2 separate regions of the Homo sapiens genome follow, and region 1 is linked to region 2. Evidence: read pairs that join two places in POLR2A ChIA-PET (ENCODE). Cell type or tissue: PC-3. All regions are shown on one strand. Links, peaks and the distances in the headings refer to the core of each region. The heading gives the core; the rest is flanking DNA. Region 1 has its middle 61 kb from the start of LINC03083. Region 2 has its middle 17 kb from the start of LINC00237.

The links. ChIA-PET counts read pairs that join two places held together with the same protein. Peaks named below come from ENCODE experiments on the same cell type or tissue, not always from the same donor. Only the 100,000 strongest peaks of a DNase experiment are listed, where the experiment ranks them.
Region 1: POLR2A ChIA-PET joins it to region 2 with 5 read pairs; 2 of 35 experiments call an interaction of 5 or more read pairs at or near these places.

Annotation. Positions count from the first base shown.
Region 1 is chr20:21,028,879-21,034,269 of GRCh38, reverse strand. No RefSeq gene overlaps it. Among named protein-coding and RNA genes, the nearest start is that of LINC03083, 61 kb to the right of the region's middle. In PC-3, for the core only: no CTCF peak of the experiment used is centred there; no DNase peak of the experiment used is centred there.
Region 2 is chr20:21,086,537-21,091,927 of GRCh38, reverse strand. It overlaps a transcript of LINC00237 not described here. Among named protein-coding and RNA genes, the nearest start is that of LINC00237, 17 kb to the left of the region's middle. RefSeq lists an enhancer at 1,448-1,999. In PC-3, for the core only: no CTCF peak of the experiment used is centred there; a DNase peak (open chromatin) is centred at 2,327; H3K4me3 peaks cover 1,605 bases; H3K27ac peaks cover 1,209 bases; H3K27me3 peaks cover 2,528 bases.

The DNA of each region.
Region 1 (5,391 bases), core at 187-5,186, 58 kb after region 2:
GCTTAAAATACAACTAATTAAAAATTGATTTTAGTGAACAGATATCCATCTGAGAACAGATAAATGCTTCAGCAAGGCCGTTCCCTATCAAGTATGAGTGAGCGTAGCTGGCTTGTTTTTCTAGAGCCTCTGAGGAACCTAGCAAGGGGGTTGGGGTTTTGTTAGACCCTGAAGTGGCTGCAGGGCCTGGAGGTTGTGTATTGAGGCTGCAGGACACAGCGGGACTGGGCTGGGTGGGTGGAGGGCTGTCTACACCCCAAGCGAAGATCAGGAGGTTAAGTGGCTGTCAACACGTGTGCGTGCGTGTGTGTGTGTTGTGCGTGTGTGTGTGGCGGTGCTGATAGTGGTGGAGGTATGGAATATGGGATGAATAGGCAAAAGTGAGACCAGGAAGCAGAAGTAAGGGAAGAAAAAAAAGAGAGGTGGCAAGAAACCCCATTTATTCAACATATTAATCACCCACTGTGTACAAAAGAGCATTCCAGGTCCTTTAGGGCTGTAGTTCTCAAATCTTTTTAAGTAAAAAGATCTTGTTGGGTATGAAAATCCTATTATATAGAGGGCCAATGCATATATAATAATTCATGTTTTACTACTTCTTGACTAAAAAACAACATAATGTCCAAAAGTTAAAGCACCCCTGGTTTAGGCCCACATGTTAGAAACACTTCATGGGTGGGGAGAAATTAATTAAATGCAAATGTTGTAATAATTGTAATAGGCAACGTTTCTTAAATGTTTACTATGTTCCAGCCTCCTGCTAATTGCTTCATATGGACTGTCTCATTTAACCATCACGATAGCCCCCTGAATAATACCTGAAGCAGGTATCATTTCTATGCCTGTTTACAGACAAGGAAATTGAGGCTCAAAGATAAGTAACTTCCCCAGGTTTTCACAGTGAGGCAGAGACAGCTATGTGATGGCTAAGGCCCATTTTTTTCTTCCTCTTGAGCATCTAGCTAGAATATATTTCCTCATTGTCTTTGCAGTTAGATGTGGCCACATGACAGTTCTGACCAATGGACTATGTGCAGAAGTGGCTGTGAAAGCCTCCTCCACGATCCTCCGCATGCTCTGCCCTGATCTGGCAGCTGACTGCAGAGGGCCCAACGAGGAGTCTGAGGCCCAGGGAATGGTGCAGCCATAAGATGCAAGGAAACTAGAGTCCTGAATGATCACATGGAAAGCACCTCCCAACCAGAAACATCCACTTTGGATTTTGTGTGAGCAAGAAATAAACGGTTTTAAAAATTTAATTAATTAATTAATTTTTATTTCATTAGCTTTTGGGTTACAAATGGCTTTTGGATACATGAATAATTCTATAGTGGTGATTTCTGAGATTTTTGTGCACCTGAGCAGTGTACACTGTTCCTAATATGTAGCCTTTTATTCCTCCCCTACTCCAGCCTCCCCACCTCTGAGTCTCCAAAGTCCACTATGTCACTCTGTGTGTCTTTGTGTCCTCATAGCTTAGCTCCCACTTACAAGTGAGAACATACGTATTTGGTTTTCCATTCCTGGGTTACTTCACTTAGAATAACGGCTTCCAGCTCCATCCAAGTTGCTGCAAAAGACACTATTTTGTTCCTTTTTATGGCTGAGTAGTATTTCATCGTATATATACACACCACATTTTCTTTATGCACTTGTTGGTCGATGGGGACTTAGGTTGGTTCCACATCTTTCCAAATGTGACTTGTGCTGCTTTAAACATGCATGTGCGTGTGTCTTTTTCATATGACTTCTTTTCCTCTGGGTAGACACCCAGTAGTGGGATTGCTGGATCATATGGTAGATCTACTTTTAGCTATTTAAGAAATGTCCATACTGTTTTCCACAGAGGTTGTACCAATTTACATTCCCACCAGCAGTGTAAAAGTGTTCCCTTTTCACCACATCCACACCTACATCTATTGGTTTTTGACTTTTTAATTATGGACATTCTTGTATGAGTAAGGTGGTATCTCACTGTGGTTTTAATCTGCATTTCCCTGATGATTAGTGACGTTCAGCATTTTTTCATATGTTTGTTGGCTGTTTGGACATCTTCTTCTGAGAATTGTCTATTCATGACCTTTGCCCACTTTTTGATGGAATTATTATTTTTTTTTTTGCTGATTTGTTTGAGTTCCTTGTAGATTCCGAACACTAGTCCTTTGTCAGATGCATAGTTTGTAAATATTTTCTCCCTGTCTGTTGGTTGTCTGTTTACTCTGCTGATTATTTCTTTTACTGAGCAGAAGCTATTAAGTTTAATTAGGTCCCATTTATTTCTTTTTGTTTTTGTTGCATTTGCTTTTGGGGGCTTAGTCATGAATTCTTTGCCTAGGACAATGTCCAGAAGGGTTAAGAAATAAACTTCTATTGTGCTAGGTCGCTGAGATGTGAGGCTTTGTTTGTAATAGAAGCTGGTATTATACACCCTACCTATTTGTGTAGTTTGCAAACAGTGGAGCCAGGATTCACCCAGGCAGTCTGTGAGCTGAACTACCATGGCATACTACACATAGACAGTGACAACAAGAAAAGGAAGTAGATGTCTTTCTTAAATCTTCTTATTCCCATTCTTGGCACTTGTAAGAAAGGGCCTCATCCCATTATTTTGGCCTTTAAAAAGATGGTCAATTGTACACATGAGCAGATGCAGGAAAGGGAGGGGATGGCACTGGGAATTTGGAAAGGGAAGTGGGGTGCACAAAGGGGACTGAGGTGAATTGTGGTCAAGAAAGGTGAAAAGAAGGTACATGCTGGGGTGAGTTGCAGTTCAGTGTGACACCTGGTGGACCATGGGGCTGGGATAACTCTTTTTTTTTTTGCTAAATGATTTCCATTCTTTATTGAGATTCCCTGTTTGTTTTTGATTATGGTATTAAAAAAATCCTTTGAACATATTTGTAATAGCTGCTTTAAGCCCTCACCTGCTAATTCTAAAAATACTGTCATCTCTGGGTCGTTTCTATTGACTCATTTTTCTTCTGGTTATGGGTCACATTTCCCTACTTTGCTTGTCTACAGTTTTTGGATTGTATGCCCTTGAGTTCTGGATTTTGTTGAGCATTGAGTGTAGTTCTGGCAGGCAGTTAATTTCCTTGCCAATGAGTTTGATCCCTTGGAAGCTTGTTTTTTGAACTTTGTTAGGGTGGGTCTAGAGTAGTCTTCACTTTAGACCTCTAGTTGAGTCCTACTCCCAAGGTGTGGCTTTTTGGGAGTATTGACTCAATGCCTGGGACATTCATTGATGTCTCTCCACTCTAGCTGTTAGAACTCCAGCGTCTCTCTATCCTCTGTAAACTCCAGAATCCCCATCCAGCACATAGCTCCCCAGGGATTGTTCTCATGAATTTTTTCTTTGCACAGGTGCAATTTAGTCTTGAGCCAAAGGTTTAAGAGGATCTTTATGCAGATTCTGGAGCTCTTTTTGTGCACAACTCCATCCTTTTCAGTCTCCTGATCTCATACTTCAGCCATGTCAGCAGATCCAAACTGTGATGTTTGACTCCTCCTCTCAATGCAGCCACCATGGTCTGTTTGGTCTCCATCTCTCTGTACTGTGGTCTGGACAGTGTCTCCAGGTAGACAGCTGGGCCATCATTGGTCTCACCTTGTGTGTTTCTCTTCCCTCAGGGCCACAGTCTTGTGTTGCCTTCTAATGTCTAAAAATAGTTTTGTTAGTGGCCTACAGTGGAAGAGATAGTCTGGAATTTGGCATGCTGTCATGGCAGGAAGCAGAAATTATCTTCCTGTTGATCTGATGTTCTTAGATTTGGAAAGAGTCAGTTGCCTCTTCTACCCTCTTCATACCTACTCAATATCCGTTTGCAAGCAGGCTGGAGGGTACTTCAATGGGGGTCTTGAGGGAGATGCCCTCTATGCTGTGGATGGGATCAGGACCTCAGAGGGGCAATGAGTGTATATATCAAGGGGTTATGCCCTGTTGGCCGGAGTTTCTTGCTCAAGCCCCTTCACTTGTCAGGATGCAGGCAGCCTTTTTATTTTCCTTTTCTTAAATAGGGGAGTAGGAAAGAGCTAGGAGGAGTAGAAGGTTCAGACCAGGAGATCTGAGGACCATACCCAGTCACATCAGTTATACACTGTGGGATACTGGACCAGCCATTTAGACTGTCTTGACTTTCATTTTCTCATCTGTGAAGTAGGAGAAATGGTCATAGTGCCATACAACATCAGTGAGCTCATGGGTGTGAATGCAGCTTGTAAACCAGGAAGCCTCATAAACATGAAGAGTTTTTTCTCTCAAGGAATCCAGGTGCAGTATGTAGTGTGTGATTTGCCCAGGGCCCCAGGATCCCTTTGGAGAAATCCCAGATTGTGGAAAGAAGCAACTGGGAGAAAGAATAAGGGAGACATTTCCTTTCCCATCAGCCCCCCTCAGGCCTCATTGGTCCGTTTGTCCCTCAGGCCATAGTGAAATCACATGTGTCCCCTTGGGTGTGTGTGTAGTGGTGGTTATTGGCCCAGGAAATAAGCAGGCAGCCCTGAGGCCTGCGATTGCCTTGAGAGGCTTTCTGAGGTCTGCCTGGCCTGTGTCTGGATGCCAGGGCTGCTGGTCCCCAGGGTTCAGGCTGGGTGGCTTTGGGGACCTGCAGGAGAGGAAAGCCCTTCTTTCTGTGAGGTTCTGGCTTCTCTCCCATCCACCCACCCTACCCCTTAGGCTGCTGCAGAAGGTCAGGTATACAACTGTCTGAGAGGCCGGGTTGGGTAATCTCCTGTGCTCTGAGGCTGAACAATAGGGACCACCAGGGAGGGGCGCCAGTGTGGCCTCCAAGGCTGACCCCAAGGCTTTATCAGCAGGATAAGGCCATATGTCCTCATTAATCCAACATTTGGGTCACAGGGTGAAGAAGCGTATAGAGCCTGGCTAATGCCATGGCTTAACTCCCCTCCCAAATTATAATTATCAGTGGCAGGGGAAATTTAGTTATTAAGAGATGGTAGCGGGGAAGGCAGAAAACAAAGTAGATTTTGGAAAACAAACACATTTAATTTGCATGTAGTGTTCTTGAAAGCATAATGGGTTAATTTCAACATCACCCTCCCTTGCCCCAAGATTAAACAAGAAAGAGGGGGTGGAGTGAGAGAGGACAGTTTCTTTATGGAACTTTAGACTGTGATGTGGGATTTTGTGGTTTTCTCATTAACCTTTCTGAACCCAGGTTAGACCCACACCCCACTCCCAGTTGCATTTTTTTGGTTGTTGTTTCAAAAGTGAAATTTGAATCCAACTTAACATAATTGGACACCATTCCTAGTGTTCACAACGTAGCCCCGGAGCGGCTAGCTGGCATTCTTGGCTGGCCAAAAAATAAATAAACAAATAAAATCTGCCTTTGCAAATTAAAAAGATAATCAGGACATGAAGAGAATAAA
Region 2 (5,391 bases), core at 54-5,053:
AAATTAAAGAAAGACAAATACCAAAGAAATCTGGGAAATTGCTGGAAATGAATGTGCATACAGATGTCACTTTTCTGAAGGCAGTTAGATTCTTGAGTTTCAGTTCACTCATCATATTAATATGTGCCCATTGCCAAGGATATATGCTTCCAAGAAAATAAAGGCAAGTTTCTTGGCATCTGTGTCTCTACATCCTGCTGCGGAAAACTCATTAAAGAGCCATTCTTGATGGCAACAGGAAATGTAAATGAAATGGACCCCTTTTTAGTATTTGGTTGAGACGGTCCTAATGTTTGGTGGAGTCGTTAAACCTTCTCCAAGCAATATTCACAAAAATTAATAGAAGTTGTCAATTCTCAGCATCATTAAATTTATGTCAGTAGTCACCATTGGAGGGAAATGGAAGTCACATTTGCATTGCAGAGTGGCGTCAGTAAGAAACTAAGGCTGTGGCTCCACTTTTCAGGGATGGGAGGGTTTGCACAATCTCTTTACTAAGTTTTTAATCAAGTTGCTAGTCCACTCTTTCTTTTATGGAGCCATAGAAGTGTCTGTAATGAAAGATTAAAATGGTCCTGTGCAGTGGTTTGCAGTAGCTATGCCCAAATAAAATATGACGGCTCTCTCGTCGGGCCTATATGTAAGCAGAGGGAGCTGCTAACAAGCTGCATTATGCTCTCTGTTGTGCATACTGATTGCAAATTGTGTGGGTTACCCTGGATGCCATAAAAAAAGGTGTGTGTGTGTGAGTGTGAGTGAGAATTTCTTTCCCCCAAATGATTATGCACCTCATGAATAGCAAGCAATGGAGCATCGATGCTCAGATTTCCTGTAGCAGAGGTAACACACACACACACACACACACACGCACACACACACACGCACATTTACACACTGACAGGCTAATGGCTACTTTCCCAAAGAGTGGTTAGAAAGAAGTAGTAAATGGGACTGTGTTGATGCCAGGAGAAGACCCGGGCAAAGATCAAGATACCCAGCAACATATCGGATAACACATAATTGGCGGGTCACAGCCAAATGAGTGTAGTCATGCATCTCCGGGCAGGCCTTTGCTGGCGATAAAGACACTTGTAAACAATTCAGTCCCAGAACATGGCAATAATATGTTGATCCGGCGTGTAATGAGGTGTTCCTGGAATCAATAAGCAGTCATGGAGAGCAGGGAGCAAGGGCAGCGGCTGTCTTTTTGATGACCTTTCCTCACCACCAAGGACCTCATCTCCCCTGAAGAGGACTTTTCTCATTTTGCAGCAAGCTCCGAGTGTCAGAACTTCCATCCGCAGCCGGCAAATGAACAGCCAGGCCCTGCATGCTAATGAAGTCCAAGCTATTTTGCACCTTTTCATCCGCACATTATGCTCTTGACTCTGGAGAAGGTGGGAATTAGGCCGGACCCCGGTGTCAGACTGCCTGATGGCTCGGCTCCGGAAAACTGGTAATTGAAGCTGATGACTGATGCGAGGGAGGCCTGAATTTGGAAATAAACAGTTTCAAGCACTGCATGTCATTTCTAGAGAAGACTGCTGAGAGAATGGAAATGAGCTTCGTTTCTTGAATCTAATGCAGTTTCTCAGCAGGAAAAACACCGTCTTTTAGACAACAATGCCAGTCATTAAGATTTAAATGTTCTGGCGATAATAGAAGAACTGGCCTTCCTGTTCACAAACAGCACTTATGTAAATGTCTTTCAACACCCAGATCTTCATTTAATCCACGCCCAAGAAGATAACTGTGTCGGAAAGCGGAACCAAATGCAATTCGGAGTCTATAAATATCGTTCATAAGAAGAGAGAGGAAAACAGTAAAATTGTTTGCCAACATATCACATAGCATTGCCTGTCAGCGCAGGAGAAAACAGCAGCTCTCTGCTGAAACAATGGAAAGACATTCAGACGTCTACATAAAAACACACTGAAGCTGCACTTTGACTGATTATTTTTGTATTGCTGTATTTCATTACAAATAATATGCTACCCTTTTAATGTGGAAATGGCATAAATATTTCCTACCTTATATGCGGAACCCATATTTGGACAGTGAATCCTCATGTTTAATGTTGCAGGAGAAGCCCAAATCTAGACGCCTTCGCTTGTAATCTTTTCAAATAAGCTATTTTATCGAGTATTTAATTTTCTCTTAACATCACTAGGTTGTCACAAAACCACAGACTAAACATTGCAAATTGTTTTAGTCCCATCTCCCCAGTCGGCTGAGATTAATTGGACATTGTTTGCTGTATGCAAAAAGAATGACTCATAACCCAAACATAGGCTTTTGCGTTTTAAGAGGCTTTAAAAATCATTTTTACTAGACATCCCTCCAGCCCAATTCTTCCTGTGCAGGTAAAACACCTTCAGGGAGAGAATTACGAGCCCAGCGAAGAGAAGAAAGAGGCCACTGTTATTTATCATGGCAGGCCCGGGGTGATTCATGAATAACCATCGGTTTGCTTTTTTCTCGTTTCCCTTCCCTACCAGAAGTGAGGTTTTGATATTTCAAGCCTTTTTCAATTTAATGGTGACATACAGGATTCTCACAGGCAGTCTCTGGTTTGTTAGAGACATCAAGGATATCAGCACAACTTGAGAGAAACCGAAGGGTGTTATTGTCACTTCAGTTTAAAGGTAGCAAACCTATCTTGCAAAGGATCAACACTGAATTATTTCAACCTTTCAAAAATATAGATAAATAATACATTTCTAATAGCATACTTGTGGATACTAGATACATCAATGAATATTCAGCAATCCTTTGCATGAAATATATGAAACTCAATGAGAAAAAGGTTAAATCTTACACACATGCACACACATACACGGGCACACCTACTCCTCACTGTGACAATGTTGCTCCATTCTGACATTATTCCTGTGTCTCATGGGGTCTCCTATTACTTAATGGCTAAAAAAGAGGAAGAAAATTGGGGTCGCTACAATCTGATAATAATAACCACAGGGTTCTCTGTGCATGGGTTACACATACACTAGGAATGCAGTATTCGTATAGTGATTCCTTCCAGGTTCAGAGCACCGAACATGTTGATTTTTTTTTTGGAAAAGCTTTTATGTATATTTCATCATTGGACTCTCATCACAAGCCCATGGCTCAAAGATCTATTTTATTAACATTGTAAGAAAAGGGAAACAGATAGAAACTGTTATTTTTCTAAGGTCAATAGCAAATACAACAGTGAGGCCAGAATCAGAACTTTCTGTTTGTAATCATTTGACATGTTGTTCTTTTCTATAAATCCACATTTCCCTGTGTAGATACTATCAATAAAGAAAGTTATGCTGTGTTAGGCTATTTCTACTTTTATCTTTCACAAGCACTACCTTTTCTATTGCTGTTATGAGGTTGAAATTATTCCTACTTCCAAGACTTGCAACTCCAATTGTCCTGAGAAAGAATAGCTGGAGCAAGATTTCTCCAGTCTTTATTGGCCACAGATGGTGACTTCTGTAGTAATAGTATAGCGTTTGTGTGGAGAGTGTTACCTGGATGAGAAGGAATGACTCAGCATAGCTTTGGTTCAAATCCTGGCTCCATCACTGTATCAGTAATAACAGAAATGCAGAGTGGGTTTGCTCACGTAACCAGAATTCTAGACGTAGGTAGACTAGGGTGGAGGAGAACAGGCCCCATGATGCTATCAATGTCCCGGGTTCTTTTTATCTTTCTACGCCACCTTTATTCACGGTCCTATAGTGACTGCGGCAGTTTCAGTCATCTCATCTGAAGGAGGAAGGAGGAGGAAGGGAAAGGCAAAAGAACTACTCCTACTTTCAAGGAGCCTTTTGGGAAACAGCTCCACCCTCAACTTGCAGCTGTAATGCATTGGTAACAATGTAATCACATGACCATTTCTACCTACAGGGAAGGCTGGGAGGTATGAATTTGAAGCTGGACACGTTGCTGCTCCCCTTAAAGTTTGGATTATTTTACTAAAGAAGAAGAGAACAGGTACTGTGTAATTAATTGGCAGGAGGAGTTTGCTGCCATAAACACTTGATGTGTGAATCCACGCTAGTTCCCTAGCTTCTAAGCCTCAGTTTACTCATCTGTCACCTGGGAAAAAATATTTGCTCGTTCCTCACTATTATATCAGGAATGAATTGTGAAGATAAAATGAAATAGTTCACGTAAAGTGCCCATTATAGTTCTGGGCACATAAATGTTAAGAAATGGTAATTTAAGAATTAAGGCATGAAAATATGTTCAGCTTTACTAGAGACTGGGGGAATGCAAACTAAAATGCCAACAAGATGTAATTTTTCTTTCCTTTCCAAATGACAAAAATTAAAGTGAACAACAATGTTTCATTTTGGCAAGGTCATGGGGAAATGGCACTTTCATAAGCTACCATTGAGATGTAACTGGGATGATGTTTTTGGAGGGTAAATTTGACAGCAGTCCTTCTTCTTTGTCCTTCCTCAAGCCACTCTAAGTAGATATTTGCACAAATTTATAGAGACCTGTCTGACAATGGTCTCTGAAGCACTGTTTGCAATAAGAGAAAGAAAAAACTGAACCCATTCAAAAGGGGAATGTTTAATTAAACCATGGCACATCCATGCCATGGCTCTCTAGGCAGCAGATTAGAAGAAGGGAGATCTGTTGGCATATAGTGGCAAGGAAAGAAGGAAAAGAAAAATGCCAAGATCCTGTTAAGCGAAAACAAGTTGCAAAATGACATGAAGAGAATGATGTCAAATTTTTAATTCATAATCCATACTGCCCCCAAATAACTTCTTTCTGTCTCTATCTCTATGTCTGTCTCTCTGTCTCTATCTCTGTTTCTGTCTCTCTCTCTACATATATAGTGTGTGGGTGTGGGTGTGTATATATATGTATACTATATATGTACTCTATATACTATATAGAGTACATATATACTATATATGTACTATATATGTACTATAGTACATATAGAGTGTATATATATACTATAGTACATATATACTATATATAGTACATATATAGTGTATATATACTATATATGTACTATATATAGTACATATATACTATATAGTGTATACTATATACATATATAGTGTATACTATACATATATAGTATACACTATATATGTATACTATACATATATATAGTATATGTATATATAGTACATGTATAGTATAGTATATGTATATATATAGTACATGTATAGTATAGTATACTATATATAGTATATATGTATATATAGTATACTACATATGTATATGTAGTATACTATATATAGTATACTATACATATATAGTATACTATATATAGTATACTATATATAGTATACTATATATACATATATATACTAGTGTATACTATATATACACTATATATGTACTATATATATAGTACATATATAGGTATCC